Linked DNA regions of Mus musculus: region 2 is linked to region 1. Evidence: chromatin loops called from intact Hi-C (ENCODE). Cell type or tissue: left cerebral cortex. All regions are shown on one strand. Links, peaks and the distances in the headings refer to the core of each region. The heading gives the core; the rest is flanking DNA. Region 1 holds the start of n-TEttc8 (a tRNA gene). Region 2 holds the start of Nek11 (NIMA (never in mitosis gene a)-related expressed kinase 11).

Evidence for each region. Hi-C counts contacts between places; a loop is a spot of excess contacts. Peaks named below come from ENCODE experiments on the same cell type or tissue, not always from the same donor. Only the 100,000 strongest peaks of a DNase experiment are listed, where the experiment ranks them.
Region 2: it touches region 1 in a loop (15-fold over the local background); 10 of 42 quality-filtered maps call a loop at or near these places.

The regions. Positions count from the first base shown.
Region 1 is chr9:104,405,195-104,417,535 of GRCm38, forward strand. n-TEttc8 (a tRNA gene) reads right to left here and starts at 3,544; the gene lies at 3,473-3,544. In left cerebral cortex, for the core only: a CTCF peak has its summit at 5,215 (motif pointing right); DNase peaks (open chromatin) are centred at 2,383, 2,778, 3,558, 3,754 and 3 more places; H3K4me3 peaks cover 2,268 bases.
Region 2 is chr9:105,385,321-105,397,661 of GRCm38, forward strand. It overlaps Nek11 (NIMA (never in mitosis gene a)-related expressed kinase 11), which reads right to left and starts at 9,967. Exons shown (of 16, transcript NM_172461.3): 1 at 9,876-9,967; 2 at 7,529-7,840. The coding sequence starts at 7,701. It overlaps Aste1 (asteroid homolog 1), which reads left to right and starts at 10,042. Exons shown (of 5, transcript NM_025651.5): 1 at 10,042-10,345; 2 at 11,225-12,341. The coding sequence starts at 11,243. In left cerebral cortex, for the core only: a CTCF peak has its summit at 4,193 (motif pointing left); DNase peaks (open chromatin) are centred at 4,164, 7,641 and 10,034; H3K4me3 peaks cover 1,348 bases; H3K27ac peaks cover 851 bases.

The DNA of each region.
Region 1 (12,341 bases), core at 1,382-9,381:
TCCTGCCTCTTCCTCCTGACTTCTGAATTCACAGGTGTGCACCATATATGTATGTGAGACAGGGTCTTCATGTGTAGCTCTTGCCTGACATGTAATTCGATATGTAGATCAGGTTGACCTCAGTCTTCCAGGTGCTAAAATTAAAGGCAAGAACCACCAGGTCTTGTTTGAATTCTTCAAAAAAAGTTAATGATTTAATTAATTGATTGATTAATTAATTAATTATGTGTGCATGAACTTGTGGTATGTGCCATGTGCACATGTCATTGAACCCAAGAAGTGGGGATGAGGTAGAAGTGTGGCTGAAATGGAAGGCTAAGTGAGTTCAAGGGTGTATTTTTGAGCTGGGCATCCCACGGAAGCTAGTTGAGGATGGCTTGATCCCAAACTTGTTTGTCAAAATGTATGATAGACTGTACCCCAGGACCATCTGTTCTAAGGACAGGGATGCACCCCTCAACTACTGCAGCTCTTCCCTATGGCCAACGAACTCAACTTGTGGGTCCTGCTATACACATGCACACACTTGCACGCACACACACACAGACACACACACACACACACACACACATGCACACACATGCACACACACAGAGGCACACACACAGACACACACAGACACACATGCACACACACATGCACACACACATGCACACACCACATACACACACATGCACACACACAGAGGCACACACACAGACACACACACACATGCACACACACATGCACACACACATGCACACACCACATGCACACACATGCACACACACACAGAGGCACACACACACACACGCACATACAGGCACACACATACACACACACACAGGCACACACACAAACACATACAAACACACATACACATGCACACACAGGCACACACACACATGCACACACACAGAGGCACACACACACAAACACATGCACACATGCACACACACAGAGGCACACACAGAGGCACACACACACACACAGAGGCACACACGCACACAGAGGTCAGAAGGTGACTTGCAGGAGCGAATTCTCTCCTTTTATGTCGTGGCTCCCAGAGACTGACCTCAGGCTTCAGGCTTGACAGCAGGGACTATCACCTGAGGACCCTCGTAGGCACATATTCGACCTCTGAGAACCAAACTCAGACATCAAAACTGATTGTGTCAGTTAAAAGAGTAATTTTCTTTCCTTTAATGTATATCATCAATTTCATTAAATATTCCAAAAAATTAAAAATGGATCAGTTTTCTGTGTGTCTCTGTCTCTCTCTCTCTCTCTGTGTATGTGTGTGTCTCTGTCCTCCTCCCACCCCGTGTGTGTGCATGTGTGTGTGTGTGTGTGTATGACATATTATTTTTGAGTGCGGAGGTAGCCAATAGCTTCAGGTGTCATCCTCAGGAAGGCCACCCATCTCCTTTGAGACAGAGCCTCTGATTGGTCCAAAGCACACCAATCAGGCTAGATTGGCTGGCAGGAAGTACCTGGGATCCTTTTGTCCGTCTACCCAGTCTTGGGATCACAAGCACGGTCAGCACACTTGGCATCTTTATTTGGGTTCTGGGGTCAAACTCAGGTCATCATGGTCGCAAGAGAAGCACTTTGTTCACGGAAACATGTCAGTAATAGACGTGTGTGCTGTTTGTCATATGAAGAATCAAACAGCACCTAAGGAGAGAGAGCATGATGGCCACTTCAGTCTGAGCTAACTCTCCTATGCAGCTGTAACCAGCCCAGTCTGACTGAGCTGGGTCAGAGTGATCACTTGTGCCTGTGGAGGGAAGGATGGGGGACACACGGGAGATTTCTCCTGGTTTCTGTTTGATGGTTCCTTGAAGGCTGCTCTATCACAGGGGTTCCCTAGAGCAAACAATCAAAAGGCTCTTGATTATCTTCTACTTTAGAAGAAAAGGAATGGCACCCGAGCTTTCATTAAGCAGGACGAAGGCTGCTCTCATCTTTCTTTGAATAGAAATGACAAGTCAGACTCATTATGTGGCACTAGATAGATTTTGTTTCACTCTAGGGCAAATTGAGTTTTGAAAGGATGGCCCCTTTCTCATTGTAATGCAATTAGGGAGACTTCTGATGGTTTTGTTCCAGTTCTGGGCAATGGTTTCAGGCCAGTTAGCTAACTCACTGAGCTCTGGCTTCTTTTCTCTGTGTGTTAGGGGTAGCATTAGCTCCTTCTTTACTGAGTTCAGTGTCAGAACTGAATATGTCAATTGAATGTACAGTGTATAGTAATTACTCTATAAGTGACAGCAACTCTGCCTTTTATTCTCTCTCTCCCTCCCTTTTCCTCCCTCTCTCTCTCTGTATGAGTGAGTGATATTTTTGCTCGATGCTTTGCTTGTTCTATATAGATGCTTAGAATCTATATAGAGGCTCCAGACAGCTCATGTTGGTGCACGTGGTTGGCGGGGGGGGGGGGGGGGGAGTCCACTAAAGTACGGGTCAATGCATTCTTCCCTCAGAGCTCTGAAGGCACAGGTTTGAGCTCCATTCAAGTGGGCTAAAGGCGAAATGTTAGCTGGACTTTACACTCTCAGAAGGATCTCAGGAGAATCTGTCCACAGTGTCTGTTTCCTTCTTTGGCTCATTACCCGTTCTTCTGTCTTTAAAGCCAGCAGCAGAGTGTCATCAGATCTCTCTGTCACAGTCCCTTCTCTATCTCCACTGTGTTAGCAAGTGGAGGTAACCAGGTGAAGATCTTGTTATCAAGGCTGGAAAGTGATGCAAGTGGGCAGGGAAAGCAGGGGGTCACGTGTTGAATAAGGGGAAGGTTTCCACCAACCAGAAATCTCCCAGCCATGCACGTAATTCTCACCACTACTACTTGCCAGAGTAAAACCAAGAATACGGAAAACTTGCCCTTCCTCAGGCGGGTTAATAAGGGTTGCCAGCAGGGTTATAAGGCGGCCAGCCACCCTCGGAGCAGAAGCTGAAAGCAAGCCTTGCTGCTGAGCACGTGATTGGCTGCAGCCGGTAGAGCCTGCCTTCAATTCCGGAAGAGTTTTACTGGGTGGCACAGGCTTGTAAATCTAGCTATTCCAGATTCTGAGGCCGGACGATGGTGAGTTAAGGCTTGCTCGTGTTACAGAGTTCAGCTTGGGCAACTTAGCGAGACACTGTCTCAACATAAAAAATTAAAGAAAGCCAGGATGCAGGTCAGGGTTGGAGTGCTTACCTAGCAAGTGTGGGGTCCTGCGTTCAATCCCAAACACTACGAATACTAATACATGTGCAGTACAAAAGCGCTACAAGTGAATAATAATAAATTACAATAATAAACTGGATTTTGCAAGACTGAGTCTTTTGCTGTAGTGTGCGGGCTCTTTTTTTTCCCCTTTAATTTTGTAAACCATACATACTTCCATACTTTCAAGTGTTTCCTTCCTTCAAGGCTCATTGTAGAGTTTGTATACATTCCACTCAGACTAAAGAACTCACACCTCCTCAGCAGCCAGCTAAAGATCTTGTGTTCCCACACCGGGAGTCGAACCCGGGCCGCCTGGGTGAAAACCAGGAATCCTAACCGCTAGACCATGTGGGAACTGATACTGATAGTACCTTCTTGAAGAGGTCGCTTATGAAGGTGGGGCAGAGAGCCTCAGATCTGCCTCTGGGGGGGAAACGGTGTAGGGGTACTTATAGGTTAAAGAAACAGGGTGGTCTGGAGTGTGGGTAAAGGCGATCAAAGGCTGGGAAAGCGAAGTAGTTGTGATCTGTGCGCAGTCAAATCTTACTGCTTTTCCTAGGGCGCATGCTCAGAGAATAGCAGCATTAGCTCTGGCTCTGAGTGTTGGCTCTGAGCGATGTTCTGGTTTCTAACGTTAGAAGGTCTGTGCAACCTAAGTTGTCTCTGAAAGCCAAATTAGGGCACCCATCACCACGGTGACCAGTTTGCCAGAGGTGCTAACTGTGAAAAAGCTCTTAGGAATGAGCTGCTTAGATAGAGGAGCCAGAAAACCGGTGATAACAGCAGCTAAGCAAAATCAGGTGAGCGAGCCGGCTAGTGCAGGCAGGGCTCTAGCTTTCCCCGGAACTCACCGAAACCACCGAATCTGGTGTGCATGATAGACCTGAAAAGGAACCTACCTTTCAACGGCGATCTAAGTGCGTGCTCAGGTTGGACAAGCGCTAATACCGTGCACCACAGTTGACACGAAGAAAAGTTAGTTTTAGCAGCCACAATACTTGCAGAAGTTTCTTTCTGCTAACCAACTTTTAAGAAATCAGGTTGGTCTGGTACCTCTTCATTTGCAAATAATTGAAATGAAACAAAAATGTCTTCGAGACCTCATCTTTAGGCCCAATGAAGTGCACCACAACGTATTTTGAATAGTTGTTTGTTGGATGCTTAACCATTCGCTGACTCAGCGATTTAGTGGCTCTATGTGACGAGAGGTCTTGTGTGATAAATTATGGAATAGAGCGTTATTAAATTGTCACACTACCTTGTATCAGATGCTGTCGCTAGGCATATTTTGGGCACTGCAATTATCACGCTGCAAAGGAGAGGGGATTTCTGATAGCCGTACATCGATGCTTACTCCGAGAAGCATGTCCGCCCCCTTCCCTCCCCCAACTTCTGCGGCGCTGGTTTCTAAACCCCAGATTACTTGGATGTGGCCGAATCAAGGAACAGATTCATAGGGGAAATGGTTAGGAGACTAATGTCTGCCACAGTCTGTTTAATTACCTGGAGTTGGTTAAAAATTAGTCTCTGGGCCCCATTTCGAAAATCAGAGTCTCTTGGGAAGATGCTGAGAAATTTTAGATTTCAACAAGTCTCACAGGCAGTCTATGTATAAACTAATCTTTGTGAATTAACCGCTGTTTCCCATCAGGCTTAGCTTCTGTTATTGTATGAATGACAGAGCACATAGCTTCACACATACATGAATCTTGCATCTGAAGAAGTGTCTGATACAGAAATCTGGCGACTATTGTAGACTGCTAGCTTTTAAATAGAACGGTCTCAGTATCTAATATGCAGACAAAGCTGCTTGGAGTAGCCAAAGATGAAGTGGGTAAGTGTTAAGAAAATGTAGGTAAATTTAAAAACATTCATCTCTCATGTGATGATAATTAGTTTTGTTTGTTTGTTTGTTAGCTTTTTTGGTTGTTTTTTTTTTTTTGCCATTAGGACCCCTCCACCCCCATCTACAGGATGCAACTAGAATTTGAACGACTTGACACAGTGTCATAAAATCACCAGAAGGGAGCAGCAGAGAGCTGCCAAATGGCTCCGAGAGGCATTTGTGCGCCAAGGTTTTATCCACTAGGCAGATGTTAACTTTGCTGCAAAGAGCTGGCTACCAGGGGAGTGTTTGCAAAGAACACTTCGGCATAAGCATCTCTAAGCCAGGAGAGCTGAGGCAGAGGGCAGGCGGCTGCCTCTCAGGAGAAAAGATGATGCCCTGCTAGTGGGCAGAGAGAGGAGCTACCATAGGAGACTGGATGGTAGCTGGCAAATCAGGAGCTGGGTCAGGGCGAGTGCTAAGAGTGGGCTTATCTGACAGCTCTGGGAGTCCCAGCCTCTACCCAGGTATCTTTCAGGACTCAGTATTCCAGTGGTCCATTGCTGTGGTAAGAGCAGGAAACAGTGGGTTTCCATCAACAAACCATATAATTTAAAAAAACAAGTTGTATTATGATTATGGGAAAGCCTAGAACCCAATCCCTTGTTGAGAAACACTGTGGTGGCGAGATCTTCCAGCTCTTTTTGGAAAATGCCTTTGCATTTAAAAACGAACTTAAGGAATACAAGACAGTATGTGATTAAATACTGCAATTACAGTACAATCGATACTTGCTCTCGAAGTTTCTGTGAAAGGAGAGATCAATGGAGGCTTGAGTGGCCAAGGGAGGTTCTTTAAGGAAGTGAAATTTGATCTGAGCCTTAATGGATGAGAATGGTTCAGTAAGGCCAGGAGGACATGAAGTGAGCCCAGTGGGTACTGTGTGTGTGTGTGTGTGTGTGTGTGTGTGTGTGTGTGTGTATTGAAGGCTTGGCAGGAGGCTACTGTACCTGTGTGTAATGTGTTTGTGCTGGGAGATAAAACCTACTTTTTGGCCATTAGTGAACTTTGTTTTTCCTGGATGTTTCCCCATGTGTTCTGAACAAGAACACAGTCAGTCTGCTTCCTTTAAGAATGGAGTGTGTCGGGGCTGGTGAGATGGCTCAGTGGGTAAGAGCATCTGACTGCTTTTCTTTTTTTAATTTTTTAAAAAAATTTAAAAATTTATTTATTTATTATTATATGTAAGTGCAGTGTAGCTGTCTTCAGACACACCAGAAGAGGGAGTCAGATCTCATTACGGATGGTTGTGAGCCACCATGTGGTTGCTGGGATTTGAACTCTGGACCTTCAGAAGAGCAGTCAGGGGCTGGTGATGTGGCTCAGTGGGTAAGAGCACCCGACTGCTCTTCCAAAGGTCCAGAGTTCAAATCCCAGCAACCACATGGTGGCTCACAACCATCCGTAAAGAGATCTGATGCCCTCTTCTGGTGTGTCTGAAGACAGCTACAGTGTACTCACATGTAATAAATAAATCTTTAAGAAAATAAAAAAAGAATGGAGTGTGTCATTAACTTTGAAGAGGTAAACATGGATGCCACACACACAGGATCCAGTGGCTCATGGTGAGACAGTTTGCAGGGCACAGATGCCCAGTTTTTTTCTTATGGTCAGCTGGGGCACTATAATCTTGACTGTGTGAACATGGTACGGTTTGCTTAGTTTCAGTCTGGATAAATACAAATATACCTAGATCTTTATGATGATGATGAAAAGGTTAGCTGAGAACTCCACAATGAGGATAAGGTCTGGACCCTGAGACAGCAGAGCACAGAAGTGTGTCTTCTAACCACTCCCTGGCTTGTCATCAGCTCTCATGAACAGCCCAGGGGGTGGGGGAGTTAAGACTCAGCCTGTTGACTTTCTTTGTCTATCCTGTCACCCTGGGCATGCTTGCTTTTTTTTTTTTTTTTGCTTTTTCTACATAATCACCTGTCGGCCTCCCTCCTCCTCCATCCCTGCTCTCTGGTGCTTACTTACGTCATCGTCTAAAATATCATGCCTTTTTCAAGTAAGCTTTGTAAAAGGGCTTCCTATTTTCCCAGGACATTTGCAAAACATTAGCTTGTATTTGGGTTAGAGACACAATGGAGCGTGTCTGCCCAATGTATGACGGTTCTATTTTAACCTTTTCTTGTTTTGTGTATATGCAGATGCGCATGTGTGTGCATGCGCATCCATTTGTGTATACAGGTGCACATGACGTGTGTGCATGCATGTGGAGTCCAGAGGATGGAGGGCCTTGGGGTGTCATTCCTCAGGAACGGTTTACCTCTTAGAGGCAGAGCCTGATGCACTCTTTGATTATGCTGGGCCGGCTGGCCAATGAGCCCCAAGGATCTGCCTGTCTCTGCCAACTCCACACTTTTGTTACAAAGGCAGCAACTTTTTTTTTTTTTTTTTTTTTTTTATGTGAGACCTGGGGATTGAACTCAGGTCTTCATGTTTGCAAGCACTTTGCTGACTGGACCATCTCACATTTCTTTCTCCTCTTCTCCCCCCCCCCCCTTCTCTTCCGTGTCTTATCTCTTCCTCTCCACTTCCGCCTTCTCCTTCCTCTTCTTCTTCCCCCTCTCCCTTCCTCTTTTTATCTGAGCAACTTGAGAGCAACATGCTTCCCCACTGGTAGCAGTAGATCTCTGCGGTGATGCTTCTCATGGGAATGGGAACGAAGGTAGAGTCAGAAAGCACACATGCACACATGCATCACTGTGGGATGGAGTAGGGGAATACGGGAGACAGCAGCGAGATCACAGAAATCCTGAGAAATCTTCTCCACTCTCGGAGGTGCTTTTACTGAGAGGCATTGCTGTAACGTCCACTTTTTTATCTTTCCCTCTCTCACCATCTCTGTAGGTGTTTTATAGCCACACCATTGCTCTCTCTGCTGTTGGATCAGGAGGGATGCTGTAAATCTTATCTGTGGATCTTTTTGGCAGGTCAAATCCCTTCTCATTTGCTTCCTTCTGAGACCCAAGAGCAAGCACCTTACTCATTGGGCAGTTGCAGCATTGTACCGGGGAGGTTCTCAGATAACACCTCTACATTTCTTCCTGACAGTGTGAGTTCGCTGAGTGCTCAGCGGGAGCATTATTTAATTACCCAGAGTCTCCTAGTGTGTTATGCATTCTTTTAAGAAGGTATTTATTTCCCTTAGACATCTGTCAGTGTGTCAGGACACACATCCATAAAAATACTGGAGGGAAGAGACAAGAGAAATTACATCTAATTATCTGAAGCACCACAAAACAAGGGGAAGTTTACATCTCAAGAAATTAATTCCTTCTCCAGTGCTTACTGTCTTCCAATGCGAGTAGTTACACGAGAAGTTATAAATCTGCAGTCGGTCACTGTTGAGCCTAGCTTTACTGAACACAGGCCAGCAGGTTTAATCATCTTTAAAGGACTATGGATCTTTTCTTCTGAATAGAACACACCCTTGATTCTTATCTTCAGCCACTGCATGTCTTCAAAGTGGTGGTGGCATTAGAGGGTGTGGCTGTGTGGCCTTGCCCGATGTGTTAGGAGTGGGATTCTTGGGGCCATGATAGTTTTCTAGAACAATCCTGATGTTTGTGGCAGAGGGGCTGTGCTGGGATGCTGTGTGGGTTATGGAAGTCCAAGGTCAGCTAGTTCCATCTGGGGCGTGTTTAGCTGGCTGGTGAGTACTGTTGACATCTTCTGCATTTGTGCCCATAGTCTGGTCTCTCTGGCTGTACTAGGTTTCCCTGTTAACTCAGTTCCCAGGTTCCTGGGGTACTATTGGTGCCCTTGGGGTCTAGTGGGAGCACCCCTCTGTAGTTGCCTCTGTGAGACTCCCCTGATGGGCTTTCCAGGACACTTGGGAAGCGGTTGAGACCATCTGAGGGAGAAGGATGCAGCTTTGAAGAGTTTGCAGAAGCCCTTCTCATCATCCAGTTTGATTTGGGGCTAAGGGATCATCCCGGGACAGGGGCAAAACAAGACACACATGCATTCCAGGACTGACATTCCTTCCTGGACAGAGTCATTGCTCCTTAGGACAATTCCTTCACAGCCTTCTTAACACACTGATGATGTCTGCTGTGAAATCTAAAGAAGGGAACTTGAGGTGCATCTTACTGCCTTCTGGCTCTCTGTTCATCCCACTAGTCTGCCATTGAGATGGAAGACACTTGGCTTTTTCACTTCCTCAGCACTGGAATTTCCTTTACCTGAGTGAAGAGAGACTTATGGTGAGCCACCAAACACCCAAAGGCAGTCTGTGGTGGTATCTCACTGAACATATGGTCCCTGGATACACAGAGGCATCATCTGGGAATTCATAAGAGATGCAGCCTCAGGCTCTATAGGGTTCGCATGGATCTCAGGTGACTCCCATGCCCATAACGATGTGGGAAGCACAGAGGTGGACGGACACGTCTGGTTAGCTGACTTTGCTTTACTAAATTGGGGAGCTAAAGAGATTTAGGAAATCCCCTTTCTCCTGGAAAAAGCTTGCTTCTATAAGCCATTAAGTTGTTCCAAAATCCCATTTTGGAGCCATGAAGCTGAGTATTAACTGTTTGTCTTTTTATATTCTTGGTACAGCCACCAGTCACTTGCTCAGGGGAAATAAATGTTTCAGATCGATCACCGCAAGTCCAATGCAAGGAAACAAGGGAAAGATGCTTAATCATGCTAAAACAACGTGTTTTACATTTGGGAAATAAAAAGAGGAAACAACGAGAGAAGAGATGAGGAAAACCCTAAAGTTCATGACTGTAGAACTGGTCATATTTGAATTCTTTTGTTTACCTTTACCATGGCACTGAGTAGCTTGTAAGTAGGAAGCATAGTTTGTTGTCTTTAATAAAATCTCAAACATTTGATTTTACCAATAAAGTCTTAGAAACCTGATGCTGGGGAGAAAGCCTGCTAGCTTAGAGAGGCAGAGAAAGCACCCAGCTGACCTACCTCCTTAGATAATTATCCCAAAAGGAAAAGCCAGCTCTCTCAAAATCCTTCAATCTGGATGCCCCTCCCTTCTACTTCCTGTGTATCTCTCTATCCGACCTCTTGACTTCCTCTCACTCTCTATGTTTTTTCCCTGTGTTCACTCCCTGTCAACTGGTTGCTTGCTCTGAACATATGGACCCTGGATACACAGAGGCATCATCTGGGAATTCATAAGAGATGCAGTCTCAGGCTCTATAGGGTTGACCCATGGTTGGCTTTATTTAATCCTGTTTACAATAAACAGAAAGCTCTCGGATTAAAGGTGTGTGCTAGGGCTGAGCCACACCACAACTAGAAACAGTCCTCACCTCCCCCCAGTAAATAACACAATCTCGAGGTTCACAGTGTGATCAGATGTTCTGCAACAATCGTTCATTGATTTGTATTGCTATATCCCATGCCTCTTAAAGTGTGTTTAGAGATGCTCTAAAGTAGGACCATTTCACTGAAAAATTAGTTTTGAAAATGCTGTGAACCACATAGCCCTTTTGCATATACACCATAGATAGTGTCAGGAAGGGGTTTTCAAGATCCTACCAAGAAGTCCCTCTAGCTTGTCCATCACCATCTCATGTGCTAGTCTCTAGCACACCATATGATGTACATTCTCTGCACGTATTTTAGAATGTTCTGAACTAGAATCAATCCCTTGTTCATGATCATCAAGTCTATCCGTGGTGTCTCCAAGCTCCACCTGGTGGATCTTCCCTGATACAAATCAACTAGTGTTCTTTTCATGGATCAGGCTGATGTGCCCTAACTGTATCCAGCGGTTGTTTTCTGCCAACCAGAACAGCCAATTCAGAGGATTCTACAGATTCATTTTCCTCTCATGTTACTACTTAGATCTCCTTCATAGTGAGTTTCACTGGATGAGAAAGAGGCTGTCACCTCTCACTCACAGCCTAGCCTGGGCTTTCAGGCTAGATCCCTGAAATTCTGACCTACCAGTCTGAGAGTTGGATAACTACCAGTGTAAATCTACTCACTAGGTTGGCCATGGTTTCGCAGTGAGAGCTGTGGGAGGCAAAGGCATGGTCTTGCAAACAAGGAGAACATGTAGTCTTACAAATGTTTTCTAGATCTGTGCGATATCATATAGATGAGGCACATGGATGCTTACACAGACTGAGGTCTGGGAGGCTCTCTCCTTTGTGTTTTTTTCCTGCTTCTGTGAATACTCAGGAAACACGCTTCATTTTGTGGCAATTCGTCTAGCCTAGAAGAGCCTGATGCATGTTCTATGGAAGAGATTATTAGTCTTGCTTGTGTTCAAAGGAGTTGGGAGCTTCTTTGGATTATTGTGAGAATATTGGTGGGGTCGAGGTAGAATAAGGTCAGAAGGCCAGTGGGTTGTCAGAGGCAGTAAGTCACATCCCCATGGCCATGCCATGACCTTGGAATAGGTGAGTGTTTGCCCAGTTCTGGGCTTGGTTTGTCCATGATCTGACCCATGAGATGTTAGGAAGTCTGCTGGGAGCTGATGCATAGACATGTTCAAGACCATCCCTCGAGGGGGCATCTGTACTCCTTTAGTCTTGACTCTGGAAGCTGGCAGGAACTCAATGACAGCTTAAAGTCAAACCTAGGTAACCTTCATCTAAAGTCAAGGTACTCAGCCGCCCATCTCAGATCAGTTACATTATAGTTGTAACAGGACCCCAGACTTTAGTAGGTCCTGAGACCTTAGCACAACTGACTCCATGATGGAAGTGCAATTCAGGCTGTAAAACTCAGCACATAGACAGCACCACCTGCCAAAACTAAAACAAAGTCCATAGTTCTGGGAAAGTCTCTAAATGTCCTAACCTTGCTTCTAGGCTTCTGCAGTTCTGCTTCTGGCTAACTGTTCTTGTTAACTGAAGTATGTTGTCTTAGTCAGGGTTTCTATTCCTGCACAAACATCATGACCAAGAAGCAAGTTGGGGAGGAAAGGGGTTTATTCAGCTTATATTTCCACATTGCTGTTCATCACCAAAGGAAGTCAGGACTGGAACTCAAGCAGGTCAGGAAGCAGGAGCTGATGCAGAGGCCATGGAGGGATGTTCTTTACTGGCTTGCTTCCCCTGGCTTGCTCAACTTGCTCTCTTATAGAACCCAGGACTACCCCCCACAGGGGCCCTCCCCCCCTTGATCAACAACTGAGAAAATGCCCCACAGCTGGATCTCATGGAGGCACCTCCCCAACTGATGCTTCTTTCTGTGTGATAACCAGCCTGTCTCAAGGTGACACACAAAACCAGCCAACACATATGTCAACCCAGAACATGGTTTTTATGCTTAAAAGCT
Region 2 (12,341 bases), core at 2,775-10,774, 980 kb after region 1:
TGCAGAAGACTGTTCAAGATCAATTTAGTCAAGTGCAGTCATGAAGTTCTAGCCCTGCCTCCACTCCTAACTGACGAACTACTGACAGAGGCTTCTAGAGTAGGAAGAGCCAGTTTTGTTTTGTTTTTGTTTTTTTTTAAAGTGTGTTGAGCCCTGGTAGGCTGGCCACATTCCAGTGGACTGACTCCATATCCATGACTATCTGAGGAGCACAAACTGGACTCTCCGTGGGTCATGTTTAAAATAAGAGGGAATAAGAAGGGGAAGGTGGGCCTGGGACAGAGTCAGGAAGAGGAATGTGGGTGAGTATGATCAAAATACATTGTGTGGAATTCTTAAATAATTAATAAAATATAGTTCAAAAGAAAATTGACTTATATTGTAAAATTATGCCTTCTGGAAAGAATATCCACTTAAAATTGGATTTGTTAATATTGAACTACTAATATCAATGTACTAATCCTTTGAGAAGAAATAATGTCCTTTTTATGCACAGTGAAACATTATACAGAGAAGGGAGTAAGTTTTAGTTCACGCCTTACAAAATAAACATGTTTTCCTCCATCTCTTAATGTGTCATAAGTAAATTCAAAAACATTAAGTCCTTTCTAATTATAGCTGAGCCTCTTGGCAAATATAATCATAATTTATGTCTGAGTCTCAAATATCCACTGAGTGATGCAGAGTGCTTGCAACTTAGAGTGACTGCAGCAGAGGTCTTCATCAGCTTACACAGTTATGTCCCTGCAGAGAGGGTACACTAGCAGAGACAAGATAACCCCTCGCTAAGGAGCCTAACAGATACAACTAACAATCTTATATAAGAATAGAGCCTCCATAGCCAGCCAGAGGGGCTCATGTGATAGTAACTCAGCCCAGTGAGTTACTATGCAGTAATTTAAAACAGGGTGCTTTGCCTGCATGTAGATGTGTGATGTGTGTGCCCTGGTGCCCTCAGATGCCAGGAGAGGGCATCAGATACCCTGGAACTGGGGTTATAGACATCTATGAGCCATCATGTGGGTGCTAGGAATCAAGCCCAGGTCCTCTGCAAGAGCAGCTAGTACTCCTAACTGCTGCGCCAACTTTCTATCCGCTTAAAATAATACTTTTATACAGTATTTAGTATCTGGGAAAATACTTAAATCTTAGTGCTTTAAAAATTGATGTGGAATTCTTATACACACACTGAAGTCCTACGTTACTTTAGGGTCTTGCAGGTGGAACAGAATTGTTGCTACTCAGTGGTAGGCTGCAGTACACCTTGAAGTGTTCTCTTCTCCAAACCAGGAACAGCCCCAGCACTGTAAGTTCTTGAGCTCCTCCCACCAGTGCTACTCAGTCAGAAACTCTGGAGGAGGAGGAGGGGGGGGGAGGAGGAGGAGGAAGAGGAGGAGGAGGAGGAGGAGGGGAAGGGCACCTTCCTCACAATTCTAACACAATAAGGCATGAAAACAACTACCTCTAACAAATACTTCAGGCTTCGTATGACATAATCCTTCCCAGGAAACCCTGCCTATTAGGGGAACTGGCAAGCTTAGATGGATCTAAGTTATGTCACAGTAACCAAGACTTTTTACTGCCCCAGTGTAGGTGGCACATATACCAACTTCTTCCTTATGGTTATGAAATCAGCATCCTTGGCTCCCCTAGACTGGATACTTTCAACACCGGATGCACACCCAGACCACCTCTAAGTGCTCAAGGATTTAGAGACCCATGCCAGGCTCCAGGCCGCACAGCATCTCAAGCATCTATACTTTGGAAGTATGAGTCTTCTGTTGAGCCAGAGGTAAGGACCACTACTACGCGCTCCAGGGTCCTGAAGATTCAATAAGCAGTAAGCGGTAACCAATAGCTATTATCTGGGTTTTTGTTTTGTTTTGATTTTGTTTTCCTTTTAAATTTTTGTTATGTCTCTCCATCCCCCAATCTTAGACTGCCAACGCACACAAAAGGTTTCAGCAAAAAGTGAGTCTCTCTTGTTCACTGCCACACATCTCTGAGGCAAGACTATGGTTTGTTTTTGTTGTTGTTGTTGGCTGTTTTGTTTTGTTTTTTAACTTGCCTGTCCAAACAGAAAAAAAAAAACAAAAGATGTATAGCTTGTTCTGCTGCTTTTGTAGGCACAGCAGCACCTCTCATAAAATGTTTGCATATTACTTTCAGTATGGGAAAGAAGAGTCCTCGAGATGTCGCATGTGTACCTAGCGTCATTCACAAGACAGAGACACTGAGAATTTCCACAAAGAGTTGCCTTGAATGAAATGTCACATGATGACATAGTGAATTACTGTCAAATTATTCCACTGATGATTTTGTTCAGAAATATTTTTACTTCTGATTTGAATACTCAGGGTTTCCCAGAACCGTCACCAGGAAGGAAAGAGTCACTGCTTGGAGTAAGCTTTGAACTCAATTAGCATCAAGGTCTCAGAGTTCTCTTGTTTAACTCTCTAACACGGGCTGTCCTGGCAAATGAGGGGAGCTGAGGCCTGGAGTCCAGAAGCCCAATTCAAACACGCTGTGTTCTTCAAAGACCTAGGTTCCCTTAGGTCCATGCAGGAAGGGGATTCTATCTCCCAGCACACCACACAAGCCAGCGACGTCTTCTGGAGAATCGGGCTGATGGCCAAGCTTGGCTTCGCTTGGTCTGATAACTCGGCTTGCTTTTCTCCCTCTCTTCCTCTCTACCTTCACTTCTCTCTGCTGTTATTCTTCAGTTCATTCTAGTAGCCACTCCTGGCTCTGCTTTCTCCTCCATTTTGTGTGCCTGACTGAGTGGAAAATCAGCTCGCTATGACTCTGAACACACCCAGTACAGCCAAGCCAAGCATGCCCCAAGGAGGGGAGGGCCCTTGAAGATGAAGCCTGGGCTTGAGGACATGTCTTTGAGGACTTGGAAGTTTTTCATCTTTAAAACAACGAGAGATAGAGACTTCTCTCAAAAGAATACATGCCAGTTGCCGACAGATATATGCTAAGGTACTCAACATCATTAATCACTAGGAAAATGAATCTTAAAGCCACAATAAGATACTACCTCTTTATACTTAGTGTGATGATGATGATCAAAAGAAGAAGAAAACAAGTGCTGGCGTGGAGACGGAGAAAAAGAAACACACTCTGCAGGCAGGAACGTGAATCAGTACAGCTAGTATGAAAGACAACGGCAAGTTCCTCAGAAAATGAAAAACTATGGTCTAGTAATCCCACCAATAAACACAAACCAAAGAAAGTCCGTGCAGAGAGACATCTACATCCCCATGTTTATTGCAATAGTATTCCTAAGAAGCAAGGAATGGTGTATCCACCGACTGATAAGGAGGTAAAGTATGACACAGGCATCCATGGAAATGCCTCACAGTCTTAAAGGGATAAGGTCTGTCATTACAGCATCATGGATACAACTGGAAGGCAGTAGGCTAAGTCTAAGTCCTACACAGGAAGACAAATACCACAGGATCTCAGCAAATGTGGAATCCTCAAGTTTATCTCATAGACATAGAGAGGAGAGTGAGGGAAATAAGAGGGACATACAATGCTTAGCAGAGATGGGGAGGGCCAGGCCAGCCGAGTAGTAAACATGGTAAGATGACTGTACACTAATGACAGTATGCTGTAATGTCTTCCCCACAAAGAAATGGTATTTGAGGAAAGAGATCTACTTATCCTGATCTGAAGATTATATAATGTATACATAAACTGAAATATCACATAGTGTCCTATAGATGCACATAATTTTATGTATCAAAAGATCCTTGGGATTTTCTTTTAAAATGCTTTGGTAGCTTAATGAAGATATAAACTGAAATTATGAACTATAATATTCTTTTAGAACATAATTACAACCAATAGAACAGAGTGTTTATAATTATGAGAGAAAATATTCCCCAAAATAGATTTCTAAATTTCATGATGCATAATGTCATAGTGGAAGAAACAGCTTGCTCATTCACTACATAACTTTAATCTTATTACTGCAATAACTAAAAAAGGAATGTCAGATATCTGTGCCCACAGAAAACTCTCTCCAAACACGCACCAATCAAGCGTAATGCCTGCAGTTTTTATTTTTATCCCACTGCTAGTCGGAGAGCAATAAAAAATTTAAAGGAAAGTGGTATTTACACTTACAGTGTAATTAAAGTTCCCAGTATACACAAAATGTCAATGATGGTGTGGTGCCCCCAAGTGGCAAAGTGATGAACTGCAGGACTTTGTTGGGAGGGTCAGAAACTGTAGTCCAGTTTTTCAAATTGATTGTCTGAGTATTTACGGATATCACTGGAGCCAATCATAAGAGTCTACATCCCAGGGGCTATTAAAGCCAATTCTTTTAATATTTAATATTTAACATTAGGGAGATCCAGCCTGCTCCACTAAGAAAATAGCAATCATAATATTATAGAAATCTTAGCAAGCATTCTGCTTTGCCTAGTTATGACATCACTTCCTTCTGTCTGTGGTCTGGTGCATGAAGCAGATGTCAAAGGCTTACCTAACAAACAGACTGTTGGATAATGAGGGGTGCTAAGGAGATATCCATCTCGTAAACCAAAAACGCAAGTGTCAACAGTATGGGGCTAAGGGGGAGGTGTCATTCTAAAAAATAATATAAACCAAAATTATGAGCTAGATATTCTCTTTTAGAACATAATTACATCGAGTAGTTTTCATAAGTTTGGCATTCACTCTGTGTGGCTAGAAGACCACCTTTAGGGCTGAGGGGAAAAGTTCTTTGCAGGACGAGCACGTGAGACTTGATCTTCATTATCATCCTGGCAGGATTTAGAATTTACCTAGAAGTATCACTGGGCATGCCTGTAAAGGCCTTTCTAGAGAGGTTTATCTGAGGGAAGACCCCCTGAACTCGGATAGTTTCCTTTTATGGGCTGTGATCCTGGACTGAGTGAAGAGAAGATGGGGAGATGGGAGTGCCACCTTCACGTTGTTCTGCTCCCTGACTGTGGACACGATGTGACCAGCAGCTCTACACTCTACTGCCACACCTTACTAGGATGGATGCGTGTGCTCAAACTCGGGGTCAAAACAAACCACCTTCTCCAAAACTGCTGTGTTAGGTACTTTGTCCTGGCACTAAGAAGACTAAAAAATGCAGAGTGTAACTCATGCTCTAGGAAACCCAGATGACCGCCCGCTTTTGCCCTTCTACTCGCTGGAACTGACTGCAAACGACAAGTTCTCAATCACGACAACTTCTCCAAGTGTCACATACCGGGACAATTCTAAGAGCCCATCTTTAAAATAAAGCATTGGTAACATTTTGTTGTTGTTGTTTTGGTTTGGTTTGGGTTTTGGTTTTTTTCGAGACTGGGTTTCTCTGTATAGTCCTGTCTGTCCTGGAAGTCACTCTGTAGACCAGGCTGGCCTTGAACTCAGAAATCCGCCTGCCTCCCAAGTGCTGAGATCAAAGGCGTGCGCCACCACTGTGTGGCTTTATCATTCATACAACACAGCAAGACATGGGAAATCATTTGTCATTCTGATTTTCAACCATACTTGAAATAGCCAAGGAGAGAAACAGGAAGAACTTAAAGGAGCCAGATGCTGCTGAAGAAAACAGACACTGGGATAGAAGCTTGATCTCCCAGGGGCAAAGGAATTTCTTGAGGGCACTGTCCTATCCTTTGTTTGTATTCTTCCCATGGGGTGTGTGTGAGAGAGGGAACGAGGGAGGGAGGGAGGGAGGGAGGGAGGGAGGGAGGGAGGGAGAGGGAGAGAGAGAGAGAGAGAGAGAGAGAGAGAGAGAGAGAGAGAGAGACTAGACTGACTAACCAGGAGTCAACCTTGTTTCTGAGGAATGATTTCTCACTAGAGCAGACATCTGTCAGCTTTGCTTGGCTGCCAGGCAGCAAGCCCTAGGGACCCATCAGTGCCCAGCTCCTGAGCATGGAGCTCGGCCGCATGCAACACCACACCGAGCTCTGTCTATGTGCGTTCTAGAAATCAAACTCAGGTCCTCACCCTTCACCAGCTGAACCACCATCCCAGCCTAACTTCAGTTCCAATGAACTGTTAACTACAGCAAATAGAAAACAGGAGTTTCCCCCTACTGTGAGAGTTTATAGGGTTTGACCAAACTGAAAGGTGACAAGGATACCACTAATGTCAACTAGTTTTTTTTGGGGGGGGGGGAGGGTCGAGACGGTTTCTCTGTATAGCCCTGGCTGTCCTGGAACTCACTTTGTAGACCAGGCTGGCCTCAAACTCAGAAATCCACCTGCCTCTGCGCCCCCACCCCACCCCGCGCCCAGTGCTGGGATTAAAGGCATGTGCTACCACGCCAGGCTGTAAACTAGTTTTAAATGAGGCAATCAATTTGTTTGAAATTTCTAGCTTCTGACTACATATTCTGAAGCTCTCTTCCAGAGAAGCCAAAGAAAATACACTCTTTCTTCGGTACATCCCATTTATCTTGCATGTGAATTACTGTTCATTTGCATTTTGTAGCATTTCTAAAAATAGTCATCATGAATGTGGTGGCTATTCCTGGTTGTCAACTTGACTATATGTGGAATGAACTACAACCCAGAATTGGAAGGCTCACCAGTGATCATAATCTTGAGGCTGGGAGATACAAGATTCTGACCTGGATCTTGGCATAGAAATTTTAGGCATAGAGACTATGAATCCCAGGAGACTAAGGCAAGGAGATCTCTGAGTTCAAGGTCATCTGGGACAAAGCAAGTCCCAGATCCAGGAGTTGGTGGTACACACCTTTAATCTGGGCCACACCTTCTGCTGGAGACCTACATAAGAACATTGGCAGAAGGAAGATTCTTCTTGGCCTGCTTGCCTTGTGGCACTGAGCAACTGCTAGATCCTTGGACTTCCTTTCACAGCTGCTGCTGACCATTGTTGGGGAGTTGAACTACAGACTGTAAGTCATCAACAAATTCCCTTACTATATAGAGACTACCTATAAATTCTGTGACTCTACAGAACCCTGACTAATATAAAGAAGAATTCAGCTTTTCCCACTGAGGAAGTCTCAAACACAGTCAGTAGGGATATTTTGCCATTGAGACTGTAATATGCATTAAAAAATCATTTTTACATAATCTACCCTATTCACCTTCTCTGGTCATTTGAATACTTACTTTATTTGGCTCTGAAATGTGCATCATATTTTTATAATTTTTTTTTTTCGAAACAGGTTTTCTCTGTGTAGCCCTGGCTGTCCTGGAACTCACTCTGTAGACCAGGCTGGCCTCGAACTCAGAAATCCGCCTGCCTCTGCCTCCCAAGTGCTGGGATAAAAGGCATGCGCCACCACTACCCAGTTTTTATTTTTATAATCTTATTTGGGGCTAGGAGTATAGTTCAGTTTTTAAAAGCAAAGCCCTGTGACTTCAAGTAAAATGGAGGTGGGGCATCTATACAGAAATTTGTGAAGCCCTTTTCTGTTTGTAAGTTTCCTGTTTGATACAGAGTACAGATCAGATGTGACTCCGTGTTCTAAAGCAGCCTGTGGCTACGCACACATGCGCAGTTTATTACTTACAGCTCCTCTCCAGGTTTGGCTTTCTTGTCTGACACCAGATAGACAGTTCCAAAACTTCCACTGCCAAGTTTCTGCTGAAGAACATATCTTCTTGCAATCAAAGCGGTCGGGTACATGGGGATGACTGTGGGTCTTCTGCCCACACACTTCGCAGTCTCTTGGAATTTCAGCATTGCTCCAAACAAGATAAAACTGGCTTGTTCATTCACAGAAACAACAGTTGGGCATCCGAGCTGATGTTTGAAAAGTCAAACGGGAAGTGTTGATTGATGCCAGATATATGGGAACTCCACAAATCGTGTCTAAAAGCAACTACAAGATTCCCACAAAAAAAAAAGTATAAGCTTTTGGCAATGATACCTGCAGTGTATCTTGTGTTATCACACCAGCTAATGCTCGTGCTCTCTCTCTCTCTCTCTCTCTCTTTCTCTCTCTCTCTCTCTCTGTGTGTGTGTGTGTATGTGTGTGTGTATGTGTGTGCATGTGTTTTGTAGGATGAAAGGAAATACAGTAAATTCCAGAAGGCACTCTCTCATAGAAAAAGAGCCTTCCTTATACATGCAACTTTATCACAATAGTTTAGAGCCACATTTTTACTGACTCCTGAAATGTGTATTTGTTTTATGATTCATATTTTGTTAGATATTTATACTCCCCATCGACTTAAAAACCAATGCGAACCCAGGGCCATGGCTTCCCCTAATGCACACATAGGCCAACTCCCTGGTGATGCTTTCCTCCCTCTCAGTCTGCTTTGACTCAGCACAGAGTAAATTGGGGTTAAACCCTGATTAGCATATTCTGCTTCCCTTTGCTTTTTGCCCATGTCAACTTTAAATCACAGTTTTGGGGTGTCTGTTTGCTAGACTAGCTATGTGGAAGGATATCAATTCAGTGCCCCCCCCCCATCTTAAGCAAGATCTGATTCCATTTCTATTGTACACACTGGGTACAGAGCTATCTCCTGGATTAGAAGTAAGGACATGCACCTCAGACCTAAGACTGCGTTTTAAAGCTAGCTGACTCTAAGTGTAGTACAGGTGAAGCCACAGTTCCTGAGGGAGCTATGAAATGTTATGAATGGCAGAACTGTCCCATGAGAAAGTATTCCACAAAACACACTCTTACTCCATTCCATCAAAGTGTTGAATGTTTTATTGAAAACTGTGCTTTTGTTTAAAATCTACATGAAAATAGGACTTTACGCTGAATACTATGTACACCTTGGCATTAGGTTTTCATATTCAGCAATTCTAAAACAACGAGAAAAAAATAGTGTTATAGTGTTGACCTGTGGGCTCAACATTTACCACAAAACCTACAAGGACACTCAAACAGAAAAAAAAAAACTGCAAAACATAAAACCTATTTGTAATTTTGTCTTCTTTAAATAATGTACTAATCTGTGGTTTGATCTAGTCCCAGTGAGAGCAATGCCCCTCTCCTCAAGGAAACGTTACTAAAATCTGCAGAATCTAAAGAATAGGTCCTAAAAGGTACCTTCTGTTTGCTTCTTTGACTGGCATAAAAGTGGTGATTTCTAGATAAACTAGGCTGTTCAAAAAAAAAAAATGGCCTCTCTGTCGCCTTTCAGATCACTAATAATAATTCTCAATGTGGAGAGGCGATTAAAGTCCCCACTTAGTAAAGAGCTGAACTCAAGATGGAGGACCAAAGCTTCTATTTGTAATGGAGTAATAAACCCAGCAGTGTGTGAGCAGCCTCTCCAGGCTCATCACACAGAATCAGCTCTGTCGCCCTCATCTCAGTTGGTATCCATGGAATGTACACACACTGCAGGCTGGATCTGAACCTAGGGCAGAGGATGAACTTGGGTGCTAGGGACACAGGTTATGCTTGTATCCCTGGGGCCTAGCTAACAGCTGACATACAGTTGTTAGCAAACGTTTGGAGAGCGAAGAAAGATCCAGCATACCAAATGTGACCCAAAGACAAGTAAAGGAAAGAAAACATAATAGGAACTAGAAGAAAGCTGAGAGACGCCCACTTTGTGCTAACCATCCCTGGGGTACCCATCCCGCTGGGGCAGGTAAAGAGAAAGTCAAGTGTTTACCGATGGTAAGAACTGAGTGGTTTATGTCCATGTCAAAAAACCCAAAAAACTAGGAAGCTGTTTTGACCTGAGGTTCTGCTAACTAAATCTGACCTGAGAAGTAAACTCTAACCCTGAGGTAAAACGAAAAAACTTGTCTCTTCAACAAATAAACCTTAAGTTTTTCGCGGAGCGCGTGAATGTATATCGAGGAGCAGGGCGCTTAGTCTCCCGAAGGGGAATGCGGTCCAGGGGCTGTGGGACCCGGCTGCCCGAGAGATCCACTTTCATTACCTTTACAGGTCCCCAGCCTGCGGCGCCCGGCCAAGCCTCCGTCAGCCTAGAGCTCGCTGCCTCGGAGGGCGTGGTTGTTTAACATCGTCGCCACGGAGACGGCGCGGGGGCTGCTGGGAAGTCGACGTTCCGGCGTCCAATCCAACGGAAGCGCGCCGGACCCTTCGAGGCGTGGCGAAGCGAGCAGGGTGAGGAGGCGGCCGCAAGTGTGAGAGGAATGGCTCAACCTCTCACACCAAGTTCCCACCACCCGGCCCGAAAGCATTTTCTCCTCCAGGGAGAGCCCTCAGCTTCTCGGAGCCAGGCTTCCCAGTGACGTCGTTCGCAGCACTTCCTGTTTCCGCTCGCGGTCTTCCACGCACCCGCGGGTCTGCCGTTTCTCCCCGGGATCCTACCTGCTGCTGCTGGTGAAGTGAGCCGGCGGTCGGGCGGAAGCAGCCGGCGGATCCGGAGGGCAGGAGCAGGTTGAGGTAGGAAGATTGGTGGTTGAGGAATTAGATCCTACCTTTTCCTGCCCTTTGCTTGCATTCCTTGAGCTACTTCGCTCAAGGTCAAGTCATTAGTTTACAGTGAGTTCGCAGAAACCACATGACAAACCGGGAAAGACATGACGATTCAGAATTAAAAAGTGTTGAGATGTTGGCCGAGGTGGATCTGAGGTGAGATAAAAAATCAAGTGCAATAATGTAAGCTGATACCAAAGGCAAAAAATTCAGGAGGATGCATTTTTTTATGTGGTAGCCCCACAAAAATCAAAATGCAAAAATTCCAAGGTTGGCAAAACTTTCACGATTTTAAACACGGGCAAGGCTGGCAATAGCATCGTGCTAAGCGATATTTGAAGCCAGAGGCGAGGGGGGAAACCAGTAATACTAATCCTATGAGTTGTTAGCCAGATAGGCCATTAGTAAGGGGGTGTAAGAATCCAGTTGAGGTTGAAATTGTATACTTGGGATCCTAGAAGCATAAAGCTGTGTTTTTCCTTAGCTCAAACTACTCTCCAATGTACCCTACACTCAAGACCTGTAACAAGGGTCTAGTTATCCATAAGGAAAAAAAAAATTGGCTCATTATGTGTCTTATGCTGGGTTGTCATTTTTATAGCTTAGGACTTTTGGCCTTGACCCTCACAAAACAGATTTCTTCCTTTATCTCTATATGGGCTGCCATGAGGTGGTGTGGCCTAGATATAAGTTCTGTCTTCCACCTCCAATAATCCAATCAAGCAAAGTTCCTCAACAGCGTATCCTGCAGTTTGGGTCTTGATTGATTCTAGATATACTCAGATTGACAACCAAGAATAGCCATCAAAAAGACCAGCAATTGATTTTTTTTGTTTGTTTCAACAGGGATTTCTGTCGATCATCATGGGTATTCGGGGACTAATGAGCTTTGTGGAAGATTATAGTAATGAATTCTTCGTTGATTTGAAATTGCGGAACACAAAACTTATCATTGATGGCTATTCTCTCTTCCACCGACTTTGCTTCAATTCTGACTTGGAGCTCAGGTATGGAGGAGACTATGATTTATTCGCAGATGTTGTACAGAAATTCTTTGAATCACTGTTTGTGTGTCATATTTGTCCGTATGTTGTATTAGATGGAGGATGTGACATTTCAGATAAAAAGCTGACAACTTTGAAGGATCGAGCAAAAGAGAAGATCCAAGCAGCCCGTTCCCTTTCTCTTGGTGGGGGTGGGAATGTGTGCCCCTTACTCATCCGAGAAGTGTTCATACAGGTTTTGATCAGGCTTGAGGTATGTTTCGTACAGAGCTTTTCAGAAGCAGATCGGGACATTATGACACTTGCCAATCACTGGAATTGTCCTGTGCTATCATCGGATAGTGACTTTTGCATTTTTGACTTGAGAAGTGGGTTTTGCTCACTGAATAGCTTCCAGTGGAGAAATCTGAACACTATTAAAGATACACAAGATTACTACATTCCCGCCAGAAGCTTTTCCCTCAATGCATTCTGCCATTACTTCAACAACATGAACAAAGCTCTACTACCTCTCTTTGCGGTGCTGTGTGGAAATGACCATGTTAACCTGCCCATCATGGACACATTCATAAGTAAAGTACGTCTACCCCTTAGTTCTAAGGGGAGGAGATATCACCGAGTCCTGGGACTTCTGAACTGGTTGTCTCATTTCGATGACCCCACTGAAGCACTAGATAACGTTCTGAAGTCTCTCCCCAAGAAGAGTCGAGAAAATGTTAAGGAACTTCTCTGCTGCTCCATGGAGGAGTACCAGCAGTCCCCGGTGAAGCTGCAGGACTTCTTCCAGTATGGTAGTTATGTCTGTACGGACGCTTCGGATCTGGGTCTACCAGAGTGGGTGCTAGGAGCTCTGGCCAAAGGCCAGCTACCACCTTTCATCAGTGATGCTTTGGTGCTCCGAAGGACCTTTCTTCACACACAGGTAGAAAACATGCAGCGGCCAAATGCTCACAGAATAT